Linked DNA regions of Homo sapiens: region 2 is linked to region 1. Evidence: chromatin loops called from intact Hi-C (ENCODE). Cell type or tissue: ovary. All regions are shown on one strand. Links, peaks and the distances in the headings refer to the core of each region. The heading gives the core; the rest is flanking DNA. Region 1 overlaps ANKS1B (ankyrin repeat and sterile alpha motif domain containing 1B). Region 2 overlaps ANKS1B (ankyrin repeat and sterile alpha motif domain containing 1B).

Evidence for each region. Hi-C counts contacts between places; a loop is a spot of excess contacts. Peaks named below come from ENCODE experiments on the same cell type or tissue, not always from the same donor. Only the 100,000 strongest peaks of a DNase experiment are listed, where the experiment ranks them.
Region 2: it touches region 1 in a loop (2.6-fold over the local background); 3 of 110 quality-filtered maps call a loop at or near these places.

The regions. Positions count from the first base shown.
Region 1 is chr12:98,889,660-98,900,985 of GRCh38, reverse strand. The region is part of intron 17 of ANKS1B (ankyrin repeat and sterile alpha motif domain containing 1B); the gene reads left to right. Among named protein-coding and RNA genes, the nearest start is that of APAF1, 250 kb to the right of the region's middle. RefSeq lists an enhancer at 5,918-6,417. In ovary, for the core only: no CTCF peak of the experiment used is centred there; DNase peaks (open chromatin) are centred at 5,428, 5,824 and 6,401; H3K4me3 peaks cover 1,157 bases.
Region 2 is chr12:98,816,526-98,827,851 of GRCh38, reverse strand. All of the region lies in intron 19 of ANKS1B (ankyrin repeat and sterile alpha motif domain containing 1B), which reads left to right. Among named protein-coding and RNA genes, the nearest start is that of APAF1, 180 kb to the right of the region's middle. RefSeq lists an enhancer at 3,342-3,511. In ovary, for the core only: no CTCF peak of the experiment used is centred there; a DNase peak (open chromatin) is centred at 5,791; H3K27ac peaks cover 659 bases.

The DNA.
Region 1 (11,326 bases), core at 1,159-9,158:
AAAAGAGAACTGCCTAGGCCAGTGCAGAGCAAGGGAAGTACAAAAATTTCCTAGAGAAAGTCACGTGTTAGTTGAAATCCATAAGGATAAATTAGAGTTGCCCAGAGAGAGTTCCACAAGATTAGAGTCCATCTCTAATTTACTTTCCTATCCCTTAGCAACCAGCTCGACATATGACATCACAGGTATTCAATAAATCTTTGCATAATGAGTAAAAGTATTTTTACAGCAATAGCACTGCCTTTGAGAAAATTACTATTATGGCATAAAGGATCATGGGACAGCTGTCTTTAGTGAATACACACATACACACCTGCAAACACACAATTTAAAACATTTCTATTTCTAAGATTCACTCTAAATTATCAGAGCTTTAATATAAAACCAAAAGGCATGCTCTCACTCTCTCTTACTTTCTCATCACCTTTTAATCCTATTTATATCTGAGACTACCTCCCTGAGGTTTGTTTACTCATCTGAGATATTTCCAGCCTTAAGTTTTGTAAGTTTGGCATTATAATTCTGAAGGACGGAGGCAGATTCTATTTAAGTAGGTTTGTGCTATGCCTGCTTTTTAGTGATATAAGTATTTTTTCCTTGCTTAAAAATGCACAAAACAAATTCAAAGATCTAACAATGTAGAATACTAAGATAAGCTAACATTGAAATAAGAAAGATCTTTTACTTTAATACTCTTAAATATGAGCGTATTTCTTCCTCCAAGAATCTCAAGGCAGTTATCAAGTATATAATTCCAATTGGCTTAAGACCAAGTCGTAAATAAATTTTTCTTACAGAATGGAATTCCATGGTTGATCCATGGAAACTGGTGTGTCTAGTTTCAGGTGCTACATCTATATGGATCTGTTGAGAAAACAGTAACTGCCTTTTTGTTCATTGTCTTCCTAACCCAGGAAACTGGCCTCATACTGAATTTGCATAATTCCCCTACATAGCTCCAGATGGAATAATCAACCCATTGGCACTTTTCCCTTGTTTTCCTGGAAATTTTACTAAAACATTAAATCCCTTCCTGGTTGAGGTTACTATCATTGGAGACAATAAGTATCTATCTATCCCTATTCTATTTCAGAGCTCTCAGACATTTTTATCAGAGTGTATACCTCAGTGCTATAAATGTGAGAGATGTTCAATAAGGGTTAATTTAAAAAATTAACTAATATTTTGGAGTGTTTATTATGTCACAGATACTATAGTTAATGCTTTACATGGTGTGTTAGTTGGGGTTCAGTCAGAGAAGCAGAACCAGTAGGAGACATATACAAAAAGATTTATTGCAAGGAATTGGCTTACATGATTGTGGAGACTGGCTGGACAAGACTGAGCTAAGGCAAGCCATTAGGAAGGGCAGGTGAAAACTCTTGTGGATGAGCCGAAACTGCCGTCCACAGGTGGAATTTCTTCTTCAGGGAAGCCGCTCTTAAGGACTTTCAACTAGTTGAATGACATTATCTAAGATAATCTCCTTTAGTTAAAGTCAACTGACTATAGACTTTAATTGCATCTACAAAATACCTTCACAGAAACACCTAGATTAGTCTTTGATTGAGTAAATGGAAACTTTAACCTGGCCAAATGATATTACCAATGTGTGGTACTTAGTGAAAAGTAGTGTGGTACTTAGTGAAAAGTACTACATATTGGTAATCTAATTTATTTCCAACCACAACTCTTGTGAAGTAGCTTACATTATTATCACATTCATATCACAAATTAGAACAGCATGGCTCAAAAAAGTAACTTACTCAAGATCACAAAACAATTAAGTTAAATACCCATGACTTGAATCCACAGGTCTTATTCCAAAGTCAGGAGATTAACTATTGCATTATACTACTACTAAACAAATGAATAAACTCTTAAAATCCTATTCCTCTAAATCTTACAAAGGGCCTTACATATCTCTTAGAAAAATTACCACCATCTTTGGATTTTTGAGACTGGAATATTCAACATGGTCCCCTGGATAATTTTTTAATACAAAGGGAGAATATAGGAAAGTGGGGAATTTTAATATTAGTCCTTTCTGATAGAAAATGGCTGCTCTTAAATAAGCAGTTTATGTTGACGGTTGCATTCTTGATGACCTGTAATGAAATTAATGCTTTGCTTTTCACTGGGTTACAGTGGTCAGAAATTGGTACCATAAGAGTTTTTTCTACTGTCTCACTTTGCAGGAAACAATATTACTTAATACAGCTAGAATATTATAAGATTTAGATACACTCCACATAAATGAACATGAGCTACATATTACATCAGACTATATATTATCTGTTTTTCAAATGACATAAATTGGAAATTGTTTTTAAGCAAAAAAATGAAATTACTGAAGAAAGAATGATTCTGACATTCAATATCCTGGTGCATCACAGAATCATGATAAGTGATTCTGTGGCAAGAATTCATGGTTTTACGCCTGCTTCTAATTATGGTGGTTAACCTCTATAGGTAGCTATTTTCTTTGCTGTAAGGTGAGAGGGTTTCAGGAAATGATTTATCCCCTTTATGCTGTTCTGGTACCTAAAAATATCTAAAATTTGACAATGAATAGGGGCTATTTTAGTGCCATAGAGTAAAAAGTCATTCTCCTGTGAATTATTTAATGTTTTTACTCCAACCAGTAGATTATACTGATAAGATCTTTATGTTTTAATATACAGTACTGGAGAATATCACCAAATTTCATTAGTGCCATGATGAAGTTAATTTCCAGACTGTAATATTTACTTATTTTGCAAAATTAACAGCTGTTTATTTTTTATTTTTATTTTTATAGATGCAGGTTTGTTACATGGATATGTTGTATAACGGTGAGGTTGGGTTTCTAGTGTACTCATCCCCCAAAGAGTGGACATTATACCTAATAGGTAATTTTTCAGTTTCAGTCCCCTCCCATCCTCCCTGCTTTTGGAGTTCCCAGTGTCTACTGTTTCCCTCTGTATGTCCATTTGTACCTATTGTTTAGTTCCCACTTGTAAATGAGAACATGTGGTACTGATTTTCTGGTTTTATTTCACTTAGGATAATGGCTTCAAGCTCCATCCGTGTTGCTGCAAAAGACATGATTTCATTCTTTTTTATGGCTGCATAGTATCCCATGGTGTATATTTACATTTTCTTTACCCAAGCATTCACTGATAGACACAGGTTGATTCCATATCTTTTCTACTGTGAATAGTGCTGCAATAAACATACAAGTGCAGGTGTCTTCTTGATATAACAATTTATTTTCCTTTGAGTAGATACCCAGTATTGGGATTGCTGGGTCGAATGGTAGTTCTGTTTATAGCTCTTTGAGAAATCCCTATACTATTTTCCACAGGGGTTGTGCTAATTTACATTCCCACCAATTGTGTATAAGCATTCCCTTTTCTCGGCAACCTCACCAACATCTGTTATTTTTTGACTTTTTAATAATAGTCATTCTGACTGGTGTGAGACTATCTCATTGTGCTGTTAATTTCCATTTCTCTGATGATTAGCAATGGTGAGCATTTTTCATGTGTTTGTTGGCCACTTGTATGTCTTCGTTTGAGAAATGTCTGCTCATGTCCTTTGCCCGGTTTTTAATGCTTTTTTTTTTCTTGTTGATTGGAGTTCCTTATCGATTATGGATATTAGTCCTTTTTCAGATGCATAGCTAGCAAATATTTTCTCCCATTCTGAAGGTTGTCTGTTTACTCTGTTTATTATTTTGCTGTGCAGAAGCTCCTTAGTTTAATTAAGCAGGATTCCAGTATTTAGAGTATGAACCGATTTTGCTGAATGGGGCTTCAGTAACGACCACCATGGACAGCGACTTCCCCTCCCAGCTCTCCCAAGAAGCATTTTCACTAGCCAGGTAGAAAAGCTGACAGAGAATTAGATTTCCATCATTCTCTAGAGGTAGTGCAGACACAAAACATCCCAAATGACTCTAGAGTGCAGAGGACTGGACATGATGAAAAAGTGATTTACACCTCCTTTCCAAATAGCCTGTAGTTCACTGCCAAGAAATGACAGCTCTTTGAGATTGCCCAATATTGTTATCAGAGAACAATATCCACAAGAGAATGATGACCTGGAAAATGTCATTCTTCGGTCACTCTCATGATTGGGAAACCAAGAAAACACTTACTTTACCTCAAGTCACAGGTGTCTGGATTGCAGAGTAAGACACAGAACTAAATAGCCTCACTTCCAAACCCATTGAAAGTTTGCTAATGTCATAAACAAAGATAGTCAAACATGCCTCCATCAAGTAATCAGGTCCCATTTATCAAAGAGTACACCAGTCAAGATGCAGGTCTTTTTTATTTTACATGTTACATGTATAGCAAGTGAATTAGACATCTAGTCTGAGCTTATGTCCTGGCCCTGCCGCTTGCTAAAAGGGCGGTTTCAGGTATACTATTATCCTGACCCTCACAGAAGCAGACAGTGGCACAAAGGTGGACAAAACAGAGGGCATTTAGAGTTTCCTGTTTAAGGAAAAGAATGTTCTTCCAAAACTACCAGTTGCAGATCTAAGCCTTTTTTTTAATCTGTAAAGTGAGGATAATATAATGAAACCTTCATAGAGTTGTAAGAATTAAATGAGATAATGCACAGATGCCTGGAAAATCGTAAGTGCTCAGTAAATGTTACCTATTATTTAATAATTCATTCATATTTCTATTTTAGAGCCTGAATGTTGCAGTTGGTCAAAATCTTCATTTGCTTTGCTTTCAAGGCAGTAAATGCCTAGCCTTAAAGTTTAGCAAGTGAATGTCTCCTGAACAACAGGGTTGATTATTAGTACTGCTGGAAGTTCCTCATAATGTTAACCATTTCTTTATACTTTTACTTAAAGTACCGCCATTCCAACCTATTCATAGACCATTGGGTTGGTATTACCTTGTTTTAAGACACTGATTCTTCTCTGTGGGAATCTGCGGTTGTTACCCCAGACTAAGTGAGCAACTCACACTTACGGATGGAACTTGTAAGCAACAAAGAACTGAAGCCTGTGGGTTACCTGACATGCTCATTAAAATGTTGTGGTATTAAGCAGCCTGTAAGCCACAAGTTATTTTTATTTATTTATGGCAAGGGGAAAAAAATGGGATTTTAAACATGAGAGAAAAGCCTTGTCATTTAAGGTCGGATTTAATTGGCATAATTTTTGGGGGGAAAAACAAACAAACAAAAACACAAAACCTTTGCCAAAGTAAATTTCCACAACTGTTGGTAGTAGTACAATGGTAACTTTGGTGGAAACCGGAGGCAGGAGTGAGGAGTATTTGAACCTTATCAAAATCTCACCCGTGACCCTCCAAGTCTACTGGAGGCCGATCATACCCGCTCTGAGAACAGCTGGAACGCAAGTCCCACAGGAGAGGGCCACCGGCGCACACAAGTTGAGGACTGCCGAGGCGTCTCCTGCGAGGTAAACACGAAGTCGCTTGGTTAGTGAGAAGAAACCCGAGGTGGCCTCTGGGGCAGACAGAGCAGGACCTGCTTCTGCCCCTTGCCCTCCTCGTCCTCCTCTCTCCAGCGGCGGCGACCGCAGTAACAGCGGCAGTGGCGGCTGCTGCCACTGCTCTGCCGCTGCCGAGCCGGTCACCTGGGCACCCGCGGAGCCGCGCCGCTGCTACCGCCCCGGCGGCCTCCCGGAGTGCGCGGAGGGGGCGGCGGAGGAGCGAGATATCCATAGTAACCGAGGATGCGAGGGGCGCCCAGCAGCAGCGAGTGCCTGGGAGCCAGGAGGAGGCCCCCGCGCGCCGGCAACCCCCAGTGCTAGGCGCCCTGCAGCCCCCGCGCGCCGCGCCTGGGCCCGCATCGCTCTCGCAGTGAGGGTCCGCCCGAGCGGTAAGCCCTCCCCGGCGGCCAAGCCGACACCTCCCCCCCGCCTCGCCGCCCACCCCGGGCAGCAGCCGCGGAACAATGGAGAGCGCAGCCAGCAGCCCTGGAGACGGCGTTCGGGGGAGGACGCGCCGCCGCCGCCGCCGCTGCCGCCAGGGCAGGCGCGCGCCGCGTGGAGCCGGGCGGGTGCGAGGGCGCGCGGCGGGGGGTGGGGGGCACGCGCCGCGCGGGGGGCGGGGGCAGTGGGGGGCGCGCGCGCGGGCCCGGGGAGCTCGCGGGGAGAGCCCGGCGCTCGGCGCAGCGCGGCGCGGCCAAGCTCCGCGCCTCTCCCGCCCTTCCTCGGCGCGCTCGCCCTCGCCTCGCCGCTCGCATTCGCTGGGGGCGCCCAGAAAGATGCACAGAGGCAACGGCTAGGGGAGCGGAGGTTCAAGCCACATGTCTGCGTCCTCGGGGGCCAGAGCCCGCCAGCCCTCGCGGATCCCGGCTCGCGGCCAGCCCGAGCGGCTCGGGTGAGTAGCGGCACAGCGGCCCCCTCGCTCCGCGGCCCCCGCTCGCCGAGACGTGGCTCCAAGAAGTGGTGCCGCAGCCGGGGCAGAGGCGGAGGAAGCCGAGTCGGGCAAGCCGGGAAGGCTGCGGAGACGCTTTGCCGGGGCAGGTGTTGCAGCCTCAGCTAGCGGTCTCTACGGAGGGGGCGGGAGGGGGGCTTTTTTTTTCAAACCTGTTCTGGTTATCGATTCCCCCACCACCCCCGGGTTAAGCGCATTTTCCATTTCCTTTCCTCATTCTTGGGGTTCCGAGGAGTTTGAGGAGGTAAATTGCTGGGTGTCTCTCCAAATGGTTTGACTTTAACAGTGTATATTTTCCAAAGGTCGTTTGTCTTTAATATTAAAAAGCCATGCCAAGTCCACGTAATTTCCAGGTGCGCTGTGCATCGCCTTTAAGGAATAGCAGGAAGAATAGAAGCTGGCAAGGTTGGTGTGGAGTGTGCTCCCTCTCTCTTCCCTCGTATTTCTTTCTACATTGATTAATTAGAGGGGGACGTGGGCATGGACTTTCCAATGTTAAGCCTTGGAGAGCAGGAGCAGAGCAGCAGAGACTGCGATTTGCTGCTTCGGTGAAGGTCGGGTCAGTGTTTCCAGCGAAATTCCAATTTGCGTGCTTGTAACTTGGATGTGATTTTACTCCAGGTTACAACTTGCCAAAAGCCAAACAAGGTCCTGTGTTTATCAGGATGCTGCCATCGCCCCGTATTTATTTGTTTATTTTTCCTCCAAGAAAACCAGCCGTTTATAAACAGCCCCTAAAACAAATGGACAGCTCAGGAAGGTTTCGCGTTTTCAGAGACTGGCCAGGAAGGCGAGTCCTCGCTGCATTTCTCCTCTCTGAGCAACTGAGGTGTGAGTTTGAGAAGACTTGAAATTCAGTCGCGGTGCTGCTTATGTGCGCCGGGCACGTTGGATCAGTAGATTAGAGACACGGGAACTTTGGAATTGCTTGATGATTCTTAGACACTTATAAGGATACTTGCTCTGTGGACTCCTGCATCTGGAAAGGGAAAACTACAGGAAATAGTGTTGGAATGGCAACATGAGGAATTTAGGTACAACCTAAGACTTTTCTGAAGGTTTGCACAAGTTACTAAGAGAGTCTAGTTCTCTTCTTTGGGGTGGGCTCACGTTAAAGTTAGAAGTCAGAAGGAAGAGAGGAAAGATTAGAAAACCTCTCAGAGGTTTCTTCCAAATCTGTATTCCTTGTACTCCGCAGATGAGCTCGTGCAAGGGGATGCCGCTGGTATCTGGGTTATTCGAGTCCGTAATGTTGACGGCTCTGTGATAAAATAGGCTATAATGAGTAGTGCTGGCATTATGCCACCGGAAAGGCTTCCTCAGAAGTGTTTCATTCTGTCGTTGTCTATCCTGAGTAGTGCTGGGTGTGTTAGCAGTGATTCTCTTGGACTCAGATAGAGAAGAAAGGAGTAACGAATACAAATGAAATTAAAACAGATGCATGCTGCCTGGGAGACTTGATGCCAGTGTCATACAAAAACATTGTTACAAATATTTTTTAAAAAAACCTTCAGAATGCAGGGGGAAATATGATGTTGGGGGGCAAAATAGTGAAGTATCAGTGCTCCTTGTTCAAGGATGGAAACCTTGTCCTGCAGTTGCCAAACTTAATGTTACTGCATTGGAGTTACTTTGCTTGGTGCAGTTTGGCACCTTGAGTAGAAGCAATATTTTTTTCTTAAGCCATGACAGTAGAGTGACAATAGATTCATGTGTAGAAACGGGAGACAACCATACTGTTACAGTTTCCCTAATGGGGGCCAGAAGGAGAAAACAGTGTTTTGCCTCTACCTGGAGATCAAATCTCCATTAAAATAATTTTGAAATATAGATACAGCATGGTGTATTATTTAATATGATATTTTGGGATAACTAGTTTTTAAAAATAAAACTGCATAAGTGCACTTATTTGTCAGCAGTTTAAAGTGATAATCTCTGAATAGTTACTAACAACATAAAAGTTTGCAAGTTTAGCCAAATTTCTATACATGAATCGAATTCTGATGCATTTCTTGTCTATTAATTTACTGCATATGATTACCTTTGGTCAGAAATGTTTAGGGGATCACTTCCTTTAAGATAGCGGTACTATATTTGTTTAAAGTTAGTCTACATATTCGAAATAGGGTATAAATTGACAGAGTACATTGTGGGGGAAGCCATTCCTAATAATCGTTTATGATGTTATTATTCTATTTTAAATGTTGGCAGATGTTTTCCAGTTTGTTATCAAGCCATTCTCATTGCACCATTCATTGAATAAGCATATTTGAGCACCGTGTGTTTCGAAGTAGGTTTATCCTTTCTCTAAATGAAAGGCAGACATGTTCTCAAAATCTTATATTGAAATAAATGCTGTGGCATTGACAGTGTTTATAGCATTGGCACATTCTGTAGAAACACCAAGGAGAGTTTATTGATGCCCTCATTTCTGACCAGATGCTGGCATCAACATATGTCATAGTAATATCCATCAAACCAATAAATGTCCTGAGAGGAATGAACAATTAGCAAAATTAATTAGAAGATCTGCTTGATTAAAGTCATTAACGATCATGAGTAAAACATTTGTATTTGTATAGGTGTGTTTGGTTTTTACACATTTTGGATTTTATAGCAGTAACTTAGACTTGGTTAATATTTACAAGTGCTAGTAATCAAACTATAACATCTTCCATGGACCACCAGTAATTAACAGAAGTGTGAATAGGCTCCAGTTGACTACCCATTTTTTTCCTTCTGTGGGCAATAGCCAACAACAAAGCATAAGTGTTTGCTATTTAATTTAATAGCAGTATATATCAATAAACTGAAAAAAAGTATGCATATTTGAGTGAATATGCATTGAGTGAAACATTACATTGGCTATTATATGTAATGTTTTTACTCTTGTATATGTATTTGGTTGCCTTAAAATGGTTGTTTTCAAAGTGCAGTGCTGTCAATATATTTAGTAATTTGCTTGAGAAAGAACATTTACGTGAATGCATTTATCTTCCCACATAACTGTCAATAATGCATTGTTCCAGAAATTATTTTTATGTAGATGTAATTTTTATGCAAAAATTAACCTTTCTTATAATTCCAGTGTGAAATGAAAACCATTCCTGTTCATCTGATTTTTTCTCTATCTTCATGGAATCATGAGATGATTTTTTAGAAGTCAAATATATGATTAAGCTGAGTTCTTTTTTTTTTCTTTAAAAAATTGTGAGAATATATTGGCTTGTTTAGATGAATATCAAAAATTAATTCTCTAAAAATCTTTATGTTTGGCCAATATTTCTCAGTGTTGGTATTCACACAGCAAAGATGTACTGGTGGTTTTCTCATATGGAAATAGGAAATGCAGAGAATATCAGAACAAAACTTGAACCAGCAGAAGCAAAAGTGCAAGTTCTAATCTTCTCTGTTACTAAATTCTTTATAGTGTGTTTGTTTTTTGGGTAAATCTCAAAACAATTTTTCTGTAAATGACTTGAATGGATTCATCTCTTTAGTGTTTGGAATTAATGTACTAAACTGAAACTACTAACCTCAGAGGATAAGCCACAAGAACATTCTCTGGGAAATCAGGGACTACATTGAGATTTTCCTAGATACGCAACTTTACCATATTCTATCACCTCTGTCACTACAGACAGCAGCCTCTGAGACACATGGGAAGACTGCGTTGGACTCATTAGGTGCCTCCAAGGCTGCTTGGCCATATATTTGGAGGGTGCTTGATTCTGTAGCTCTAGTAACATGGGACGGGGCTAGGTTTTGTGGCCATTTTAAGACCAACACTCTTTTCTTGGCAAGAGAACATTGTATTTTAAGAATATTTGAGCATTCAGTCATTTTCAAAGTATAGTTCAATTAGAATAATGTTTGTAACTATATGTTTTATTATCTGTTTTTGGTTTTAGTTAAGGCTTGAGAATGACTTGCACGTAGTTGTAACTGCAACAAGTGGTATGTTTTGTGTTGTGTAACGTTCATAAAAGTCTCATTTCCCTATGTTTAGACATCAAGACCATGTTGTAGTTATTTTTCTAGAAATATAAAATGTAACTGTAAAAATAAGCCAGTTCTCTTTATCTTCATGATTCATTTCTCCAGAAAAGACTTGCAGACCATATGCAGTATCTCTTGGCTCTTAATATATATATTTTTTTCTGTCTTAACTGTCAACTTAGTATGAAAATAATTGGTTCAAATTGTTTTCTTGCACTATAGCTTTACTCCAGAATGGAAGGTTGGCATTGTCTCTTCAATATCTCTTATGGGGTTGGTTGGTACTCCTGATATGAATGATGCTATTTATTTCACCCTACTGGTAGATTAGTCATAAAAACTCACTCCAAACCAAATTTGGGACAAAGCCTCAAATTAGATAATATATAGTCTCTTAAATTTCAGCGTTATTTACAAACTGGCCCTCCCTCCATTTACCCACCCAGAGCTACTCTAGACAGGAACCAAGCTGTCTTGGAAGATAACATTTCCTAGTAGCTAGCAGGAGGAAGTCGTCTTCCCTGTCTTCTTCTGATCATTCATCACTAATTTCTTCTTTCCTCTCGTTCGCTGCTCTTATCTCAGATATCTTTCCAATCACACGTCCTCTTTAATTCCTTTCCTTCTGAGCCCCTCTCTTCCTAATACCTCCCAGAAACTCGTTCCTCTTTTACATTTTTGACACAAACAGTGACTCAAGTAATGACAGGTAAGCATTCACAAAACATACCACCTGTTGCAGTTACAACTACGTGCAAGTCATTCCCAAGCTTTAACTAAAACCAAAAACAGATAATAAAACTCATAGTTACAAACATTATTCTAATTTAATGGTCTGTTATCAAAGGAGCCAAAAGCTACACATTTTTGGATGAAGTTATACACAATAAAAAACCAGAAACTTCTGCAGCTCT
Region 2 (11,326 bases), core at 1,121-9,120, 73 kb after region 1:
GAGCCATGTTGTCTTTGTGTATTAATATGAACTGGGTCTTTTCTGAGCCCATTTCTTCCCTGGGTAAGGGAGTATAGTTCTTTAATGAGCATTAGCTATTATTGACTGTGTCAACCGCAGTATAGCAGAATTACCTCTCTCAGCTGCTCACATAATTTATGAAATTTCTCCATATACTGCAGGGTTTTTTTAAAAAACGACTTACCCTTCTACCTATGTATAAACACTCAGAGGTGGCCTAGCAAGACTGCACCCTTACATGCTGCCTGAGGTTTTCGAAAGCAGGGGCAGTAGTACCAAATAGCACAAATCTTTTAACGGGTCACTCCAATCAGAAATGCATCCCTTATGAGAATTGTCTTGCCTTGAGAAAATGGAATGGGCTTTTATCTGGCCAGGTGAAAAAAGCCTAAAAGCAGAAAACAGAGTGAGATAAGCAGGCTGATGGGACGTAGTGAACTAGAGCACCTGTGCACGCATGCATTCCCCTCATGTGGAGTACTAACGATGATCGAGTGACTGCTAGACACACAGGCTCCATCAGCCATCAGGAGCTTATTAGAAGCTTTCTAAAAGCCTGCTGTTCAATACAGCACTTCTGCTGCAGAGAAAATAGGAGATGACACCACAGGAATCTGATCAATGAGAAAAAGGGATTCTGGAACTGCAACTCTCTGGGTGGTGTTAATTGCAGTTTTGAGCATGATCGCTAGTATGGAAGGCCAAAACCCATGGAGCAATGAATGCATACCTCTTAAAAATACTGCTTTAACCTGTCAAAATATGAAATACTCTGTCATCTTGTTGTTGAATAATTCAATTTATGTGACTTTTCACCACTCAACTACTCAATTGATGTTTGTTTTTTTCTTATTCTACCTTATTTTTGGTCATTTGCTGTAATACTTTTTGAAATTTATATACTTTTTTAAAAACCTGTCATATCTCTCTAGACCATACTTTTTCCCCTGAAGTTATGTGTTTAGACAATCGAGTTGGGTCTTCCTAAAGACTTGAATTAGCAATTAAAATTTTTGCAAGCAAGCAGCCAGTTATACCTCCTTCCAACCTGGAGCTCCATTCCTCCAGTTCTTTCCCAAGGAGTTTCTCCCAAGAAGCTTACTGTAGCTTGGTTAATGCTTGCCTAACCAGTCCATTTCCCACTAAAATGCAAAAGTCCACCTTCAGGCTTTCTTTCTTACCTACTAAAAGAAATGAGAATGCAGTTGAGAGAAAATCACCTGGACAGATTTATGTTCTTAGAAACCCCTCTACTTCAAGTTTAGCTGAGCTACCATTAGAGTGATTTGGAATTCTAGCCCTGGGCCAGAAACCTTAAGTTCTTGGTGGCCGCAATAATTCATTAGGAGTTTTGCCTTCTTGAGGTCTGCTTACCAGATGTTTGGAGGTGCTTTGCTTAACTTGGAAAAGCAATGCTTAAAGTTAAATTGAGATAAATTTAATGTCCATTTTACCTGTTAAATTTGTTGGCAGATATTTAAAATAAAACACTAGAATGGGGTTTAATTGATTTTTTCAATTTGAAACAATATTTAAAATACCTGTCTTGGGATACAGGGGATTTGCAAATATTGTGAGTATTGTTTGCTATTATTCTGATATAAGCAGTACTCTGGCATCAAATTATTTTAAATGAATATGCAAGAAACAAAATTTGAGTTCAGCATGAACTGAATGTAATGATATAAATACATCTGAATGATGGGTTTCCTATCATGTTGAAAACATAGCTTCTCCAGCCTGTAATTCTAAACTGGACTCATTAGCCCAGAAGTTCTGAAACACTCCCCAATTTCCACACCCCTAATAAATAAATGTTGCATTCACATATGTGTAATTATACCTTAATGTGCATAGTGATTTTAAATTCTCAAAGTACTTTGACATCTGTTATCTCATTTTAGCACAAACAAGGTGTCCTACACACTATTAATGTGTGTACAGCACATGGCAGATCAGCTTTTAATTCTGAGTTATGTGGAAATGAGATAGTAAATGGAAAATATATCAGAAGGAGGAAAATATTTTCAGTATTTAGGACCTAATTGCAGTCTTCAGAAGTTTTCTTGAATGATATTTAGAAGTCGAAGTACCCTTAAAATGAACAATAAGAGAGTGATGGAATGAATAAGGTTAAGGCCACATTCTCCAAACTCATGCAAGAAAAAAAAAAGTTTCCAAATGCTGCAAGTTAAGCCATTTATAGAAGGCTTCCATTTACAGAAAAACGTATGAGAAAATGAAATAGTACTTGTATTTTCACAAAACAAAGGCTTCTCAACAGTAAAAGAAATGCATATCTTTGCATAAACTTTAGCTTAAATATTAGTGAGAATAGTGTGTAATATAAAATCTTTATGTTTTGAATGCTCTTGCCTAAGATTTAAAAAAAAGCAGTATTACCTGGGGGCACTAAAGACACTTTTTCTAAATTATTAGAAAATTAATTCAGTTGCAAGCTTAATATTTCTCAATCTAAATAGTATTAATAAGTACAACTAGGTCAATTACTTCTCTATTTGAAAGCATTTTGTATATTACATTTTAGTTCTTCCAAGGTTTGTTGTTTTGATATTATTAAAGGAAGGGAAGTAGAAGCTGAGCCATACAGAAGCACTGCTGTGACCAGGTTCATGCCTGGGATTGCACATGCAGTATCTTATTTAATCCTCACAAGAGCCTATGTGCACATCTGCCAAACAGGGTGAGTGCTTGGCCTCACAGCTGGTAAATGGTAGAGCTGGGACTCAAGCCCTGGCCTGCCTAACCCTATCCTTGTTCTTCTATAGTCCCTGATGCCCTGTGCCTGCCTCTGTATTAAAATGATATAAAATATTTTAAAAACAGTTCAACAAATACTAATTTCTCATGTGCCATAATAGATTCCATTTATGTGGGCACAGCAAGCAGAAGAGAAAATCACAGTAGTTTAGTGGAAACTGATTGAATCAACTCGTGGTTAACACCATGAAATCCTTAAATGCAAAACTGCACTGGTTATTTGTTGATCCTTCAGCAGAGACCCTGCACAGTGTGTCAGAACGCTGCCTGTCTCCCATGTTTGTGAAAAGCTTTGTAGGTAGGTGTGGGGTTAACTCTGTCTACAAACAAATTCTTGCTTGTGGTGTTTCTCCAAATAGTCGATGCTGTTTTCTTAGTGGCTTCTTCGGTTGGAATTCTGATTTGGTTTCTTTCTGGCTGTGTGACCTGGACCGAGTTATGTGGTGACTCTGAATTTCAATTTTTTTGTCTTTAAAATGTGGATAATGTCTGCTTCTCAGGCCTGTATGTATCAGATAATTTATATGAAAGCATATTCTAAACTGTAAAGCACTATATAGACAGATATGACTATCGGTTCAGACCCATCACCTGTCAGTCCCTAATTCAAAGGTCCCTGCTCATTGTAGGCCAATTAATGACAAAGAGAGTTGAAGGGCAAGTGCTCCGGTGGTTGTAGCATTCTATAAAGACCATCTTTTGTTCCAGTGTTACCCATATTTAGCATGTAGATTGAGAATGGAATTTGCATTTTTCTTTTATTATTTTAATTGTGTAAACACATCATCTGCCAAGGAGCATATATCACGATGCAGAGGGATCTGGGTAGAATGATGTCAAAGCCAGGGAAAGCAGAGAATGGATGCCATATTTCTCTACCAATTCAGGTTACAAAATTGTAACAAAAAATATCATATGGTAATAACACGTTATTATTGTAACATTGTTAGATAAAATATCAAGTGAGAGGGCTTTTTTTTCTTTAAGTGAAATTTGGAACTTTATGGAAATATATTGTGCACAGAACTGTTAGCTTAAAAAGCATGGATATCCCAGAAAGCCATGAGGCAAACACTTTGCCATGTCTGGGAAAGAAGTAGGACAGTAACTTCTCCTCTTATATACTTTTCCTGAGAGAATAGGCCTGTTGTTCCCAGAAATTCTACCCACTGCTCTGGCATTACTGGAATTTACAGAATCAGTTTTCAGAAAATAGCACAACCAAGAAAGGAACAGCATTTTGGAAAGTGGCTTTTTTGGCCAGGCACCGTGGCTCACGCCTGTAATCCCAGCACTTTGGGAGGCCAAAGCGGGCGGAGCACTTGAGGCCAGGAGTTTGAGACCAGCCTGGCCAACATGGCGAAACCCCGTCTCTACTAAAGACTCAAAAGTTAGCTGGGCATGATGGCGGATGCCTGTAGTCCCAGCTGAGACAGGAGAGCTGAGACAGGAGAATTGCTTGAACCCTGGAGGCAGAGGTTGCAGTGAGCTGAGATGGTGCCACTGCACTCCAGCCTGAGTGACAGAGGGAGACTCTGTCTCAAAGAAAAGAGAGTGTTTTTTTCCCCAAACTAAACAAGTTTTCCTATTACTGTGTCACATCAGATTTTTTGTTTAATGTCCGTAAGTTAATGCCTAGATTTAATTTAGATTTTCATCACATAGCCACTACTCAGAAAGGCTCAGCTTGTCCATGATTTCAACATTTCCTTCCATGAAGGTCTAAAGAGCAACTCTTAATACTTAAGCACAGACAGATCATACATAACCAAAAAAGAAGGTCAAGAGTGCACTCAATAAGCTCTTCCGTCAGGAGCTTCCGATTTGACAGCTCGTCAAGTTGACAAGCTGACACCCGAGCTTCAGAGATCATCTGGAATGTTGATGATATCTGTGCCCTATTTCAAGCCAAGAACTCTAGGCCACTAGCCAGCTATGACCAACACAAAAGTGGAAAATAGCGCTTCCATACTTGGAATTTAAACCTGATGTATTGTACACCTTTTTTATTAATATGGTCAGTTAATTTTCTTTTAGCAAATACACCCTGCTCTATCTGAGACAACTTTGGGATTAGAAATTCCAGTATGATTAAGTGTCTTTTGGGCAACACTAATGTCAATATGATTAGTGTCTTGTGAATACTGTACTATAGTCTTAAAACAAATAATTGGAAGAAGTGGGAGAATCACTCAGATGGATTCTTTTTCAGGCTTTGATACTCATCTTACAGGTCTAGATTGTTTTCTTCCCTGTCAAGGTCATCAAGAAGGCAAATTAGCCAGAGTTGATTCTGATAGACCCGTCAGCCCTAAACACCTCCAGTCGTTTTGCTAGAGAAGCTCTGACGTCTCCACCTTGTCTCCATGTGCTGGTGCTTAACCAAGGGTCCTGTTTGCAGTTAAAACCAGACCATGGATTTAAAAAAAGAAAAAGAAGATATCAATAGAAAATATTCTGTTTTCAAAACAACTAAACAAAAAATCTGACAATATATAAAAACCCTATTTCAGTGGAATTGACCTTGTGATATTTAGTGGTGCCTTGGGCTTGTTGACATTGAGCAGCTTGTTCACAAAGAGGCCCAGCAGGTTATTTTTCCACTTGTTAAATTTTCAGAATGTTTCTTATTACATGCAGTCCAGTTCTTGGGTCCACAGGTCAGTTTTGGCTGTTATAATCTGCCCTTGCTAAATTTTCAAGGGTAGGAGAATTCTCTGGTTCTTATTCTCCTTCTCCTTCTTCCCTTTCTTTTTCCAGTGGTAAAAAAAATAAAAAGAAGGTTTTTTAACATCTAGTAGAAATAGGGCTGTTTGTGTGGCCCTGTCTTGGTTAATTCTGTGCGTATAGGCCTAAAGTAATTTATCAGCAAGGACTTTTCCAGATGCATGTAAGTAACAAAAAATCCAACTCAAGATGGCTTAAGCAGAAAAGGGCAGGAGTCCTGGATCCAGGTGCTGTTTTGCTGCATTGCTCTCTGGCTCTCCTTCTCTTGGCTCTGCTGTCCTCTGTGTTGGCTCTTTTCCCAAAGAGCCTCCCTCTCCGTGTGGAGAGATTCAAGCCAAATTGCTGTTTAACTTGAAGTTACAAGAAAGAGAACCTATCTTTCCAAGAGTGTCAAAAAAAAAAAAAAAAAGTCCCAGGCCAGGCATCGTGGCTTATGCCTGTAATCTCAGCAATTTGGGAGGCTGAGGCCGGTGGATCACTTGAGGCCAGGAGTTCAAGACCAGGCTGGGCAACATGGCAAAACCCCATCTCTGCTAAAAATGCAAAGATTATCTGGGCATGGTGGCAGATGTCTGTAATCCCAGCTACTCGGGAGGCTGAGGCATGAGAACCACTTGAACCCAGGAGGCGGAGTTCACAGTGAGCAAGATCGCACCACTGCACTCCAGCCTGGGAAACAGAGCAAGACTCTGTCTCAAAAAAGAAAAAGTCTCAGTATTACGTTCCATCAGTTCCAGTGAGCCTGGATTGGATCAAGTGTCCTTCCCTGAGCTAATTGCAAAGGGGTGTGTATATGTGAGAGAGAGAGACAGAGAGAGAGAGACAGACAGACAGACAGATTGATTAGCAAGACAGAGGTCCCACACCAGGGGTGGTTTTAGCTCCATGTGAACAATGTGGACTGAGGAGTAAGGAGGCACCTCCTCCCATGAACAGCCAGGCCGCTGCTGCTAGAAGAGGGGCTGGTTTCTAAGCAGGCAGAAATAGCAATAATGGGCATCTGAATAAATCCACTCTGACTTTGGAATTCTGAGATTGTCTGATGGAAAATTGCTATATCAGATGAGTATTGATTTCATTTTTTCATACTTAATTTGATGAGCTTTGTTAGAATGCCAGGTTTGAAGAAATGAGATCATGGTGAAAAATCCCATCTCTGATGTCTATTTCCTCTGTAACCTTGGACACGCTTCTTAGCTATGCAGAGCCTTAGTTTTCTCTTCCTAGAGTGAGGTTAATGCCCACCCCACATCATTGTTGTGAGGCACAAATAAAATGGTATTTTTTCGAAGTGTTTTACAAACTATGAAACTATACGTTTGGGTTGTTTTAGAAATTATTGTTATTATTTTGAGATAACTTCTAGTTTTCTTCTACATTATGCTTTCTCAACTGCATCTGGGAGTAAATGCATTTTAAAGTAAATCTCATGTTTAGCTACATCTTGCAAAACTGTTTCTGTTTTCCAGCTTGTAAGCCCAAACTAATACCTCTTCACTGACTTGGAAATCATAGTTTTTATGAAAGCAAACACTGTCCAAGAAGCTCCTATTCATGTTATAACCTAGTTAACACTGGTGCTCTTTGGAAAAGGAATTATGGATGATATCCATACTTAAATACTTTTAAAAATTAAAGGATGTTTATGAGTTAGTGTATTTCAAAATATTTCATTATATTTCATTTTTAAATGTTTGCTTCTTTTTTGGTAAAGTGTATGTTGGCTATGTGGGGGCAATGCCTCACTCTTCCGTAGTCATTTTTTAATTCCTCTAAAATAAACACTCTGTAAATACTGTTGACCAAATTACTTTATGTAAGGCTATAGGCATCATAAAACCACAGGGCTCTACGACAGATCAGATTGGACACAAATTGAGATGGTCTCCAGTTTTTTAGGGAAATACACTGCCTGGAACAATAGCGTATCATCGGTCTAGCTTAGGCCTGGTGATTCATCGGCATCATCGTCAGAGCCAGCACTGATTAGTACAGCTTTATAAGGAGGAAACTGAGGCATGGAGCATTTATGTGGCTTGCCCACGGCCACAAAAATTAAAAGGTACAGAACCAGGATTCCAATGCCAGCAGCCTAGCTTCACAGCTGTCGTGTGAACCACAGTGTTGATGAACACCCCATATTGTCTCTGCAAACTGGGAACTAGCGGACGTGGCACATTCCAGAAATTCCAAAACCCCAAATGCTCCAATGCAATGTTTTGAGTTCCTTGAAAAATCCTATTAAGAATATCTAATACCTTATGTAAATGCAACTTCAGTAGAGAATTAAACCTCTAAAGTAGCATGGATAAACATTGTATTTGAAGAAAATCCTTTGCTCCTGACATCCAATTTTTCATTCTTTACAAATCAGAGATAGTAAACAATTGCTTCATGTAAAGCATTGTGAAATGATATGACCTCCTTTCTGTATGGGCCTCTATTCTAATGAGGTTTGAATGCAGGATCACAAAATTTGTGATAACTTGCTTTTGTCTGTATGCATTAATAGCTAGAAGATTCTTCTGTGCAGTCAGAAGAATGCAGAACTGAGAATACAGATGACCAACTGTACTGTTAAAGAAAAGCAGAGAATTTTAAGATGAGAAGGGGCCAGAAAATGTATGTAGTCCCATCTCTTAATTGATGCAGGCACCCATTCTAATACATCCTTACAGACAGCCACAAGTTTCTGCCTAAACTTGACTGGAAAGCTGGCCCGCTCTTTGTAAGGCAGCCCCATGATTGGAAAAGGTCTAGTTGATATAACTTTTGCCTTATATTGAATTGAAATAAGCCTCCCTATAACTCCTACATAGTTCATGATATCTTCTGAAACAACAAAGAATACATCTGCTCCCTTTTGCTGGGAAGAGTTTTTTTAAGACTGAAGACAATTTGATATTTTCCCTTCACTATATTAAATGTCTCCAGCTCCTTGCCAATCCCATGTGATAAGGGGGATGTGGGCCGTACAGCATCCTGGTTCCCCAGCTCTGGGCAGATCAACATTAACATGTCATTCATTCTTACTGTGCTTTTCTTCATGAAAATTTCCCAGCCTTTATCAATAGCTACGCCTCCTTTCTCAGCAGCGCTGGATTTACATTATCCTTTTCCAGATAAAGCAGTTTTTATAAAGTTACTCATCCAATAATCCTAGTCTATCAAGACCTTTCTAAGACTTAGTTGCCACTCAGTATATCAGTGATCCTTTTCAACTATGTAATGTGCTCATTTTAAGAATCTTACCTCAAAACAACAAACCTTTGAAGTCATCCATCAGTGTATTGAGTGAAGTGTTGATTAAAGTAGAATTGAAAAAAAAACTGTGAGCTTTCTACTAGAGACCTCTTAGCTTGGCATCGTTCAAGAGGATTGTTCAACTGCACCTTGTTTTTTCATATTTTTCACAAGGATAAAATGAAGAAATGGTGGGGTCTCAATAAACATCATTGAATAAATGACTCTGCCCAATGCATCTTTTCTGTCAGAAGCAGGAAACAAACAGTCGGGCTCCAGTTAATAAATGAATTTAAGTAAAGGAAATGACAACCTCACTTTGCAAGAAAGGAATATAATGTATATTGTAAAGAGATGTTACAAAGAACAACATTACTTTGCAAAATCTAGGTTTTTTTCAGCCATTCATGTTATGATAAAAAGCTGATCACTGCCTTTCTGAATTAGTTATTAATGTTCTGCTTTTTAGTGGCCCTGAAAAACGTTTGATAGCATCCAGACTTTGAGGTAGAACAAGTAAAACAGCCCATATTGCTATAAACAGCATGATCCCAATTGACTCAAATTCCCTGCAACATCCCTGGAACCTGGGGAGCTGCACAATGAGAGCTGGATTGTACAGGCAATGCTCATTTTTTTCCTCTGCTCTATTTTTTTCTTGTAAAGGGATTTCATAAACAATTGTGTAATGCCATTTAGGGCTACAGCTGTCATATTAGGGAATACAGGTTATATATTACCTCTACAAATGAATAACAGGAATATCATAAGCCTATAGTTCTCTCCTTCTCTCCTACTTTAGTAGCCGAGGACTTCTTTTATGTGATATCAGTCCCAGAATTAGAGTTAAGGAAGGAAGGGAAAGAGGGAAAGAGGGAGGGAGGAAGAGAGGAAGAGAGGAAGGAAGGGAGGGAGGGAGGGAAGGAGGGAGGGAGGGAGGGAACTGGAGAGGAATGGGAAAGGGAAGGGAGTTTGGAAAGGGAATGGAAGGAAAACCTTAAACTTGGGAAGACAGTGTTAGAATTTATATCATGCCAGTGGACTTAGATGGAACCAAATGTGTTGTTTACTTCCTCCCACTCTTGGTAGGTTGATTAATGCTGACTCCAGCAATCATGGGTCACACGTGCAGATGTTGTTAGAGAAACAACTGTTGGCCTGGCTTTTCCTTCCCAGCAGGTGATAACTGATCTGTCCAAAAATCCTCCCCACAGGCACAGGGGAAGGTCACGATCATGAAGTTTTGGAAGGATTGCCCTTCAGAAAGATGGAGAAATGGCAGGAAGCAGCATTTTCTTGACTCTAGCATTTCCTGCAAATGAAATAGTTCAGCTGAGACCTTTTATAAAAAGGGTCAGTGGGTGCATGCATAACTTTTTCACACTTTAGAACTAGAAATAAATAGACACAGACAGGGAACTTGAGAAGCTAACAGTGTGGTTGCAGAGAAGAATCTAAATCCCATGCAGTTGTTACAGGACTGAGTGTGTATCTCAAAACTCACTCAAGAGGTGAGAAGGAGGAGTGTTCCTCTGTCTCCGATGGTGGGCAGGAAGAAGTAATCAGATGCTGGCCTGCGGCCTCTGGGTAACTCACAAGAAACAAAAGGCTCTAATTTTCTGATTTTCCAGGCAGGGTTCAGTTAATGCCCACAGAAGAAGCAACTGTGGGGCTGTCACTGCTGAAAGAAAATATGCATACAAGGTGTTTGGTGCGTTACCCCTTGACTGCACTGAATTTGTTTGACTCCATCCTTTGACAGGTCTCATTTCATCCCAGTCTCTGCTCAAGGAGCCACTGAGTTTGCTGGCTATTGGCTAAGGCTTCCTTTGCTGGGATGCCCTTTTTTCTTCTGCCTTTGAAGCTGTTTTGTTTGCTCTTCAAGTCTGTTTTCATTTTCTTTTAGAAGCACTATCATCCAGAAGAAGGAATGCACTTCATTATTCCTTGAGCTTTCACTCTGAAACTTTCATATTTCTTGCTGGTTTCTTTCTGGTCAATTTCTGAATACCCTGAAGTGTTGAAAGTATTATGACAAACATAAGGGAGAAACAGAGAAAAAGTCTTTTTTTCTTTTTTTTTTTCAGGGCTAGAACACGGCAGAAAATTTCATCTCTGGTAGAATCTGACTGGAGGGCTCTATTCATAAAAGTTTCTTTATTAGATTAGCTATATAATATCAGCAGACTCCCAGAAGCTTTCCAGAGCTTAATAGGGGTTATCGAGTTGATGGAGCTGTCATCTACTTGCTCTGTTCTGAGACCCACCATCAGCCTGTCAGTCCCAGTTTACTACTGGTTCTGTCCACGGAGAAAGCAATTTTCATGCCATAAACGTTGATTAAAAGCAAGATTGATCCCTACTCACTTTGTGACCCAGGCCTTGCACACAGTAGATGACCAGTAACTACTTTTGCATGAATGTCAGGGTGACAGGGAGATAGGTTCTTATGTGCCAAACATTTTTTACATTTTAAATTTCTGCTTAAGGCCAGGTGCAGTGGCTCACACCTGTAATCCCAGTACTTTGGGAGGCCGAGGCGAGGGGATCCTAT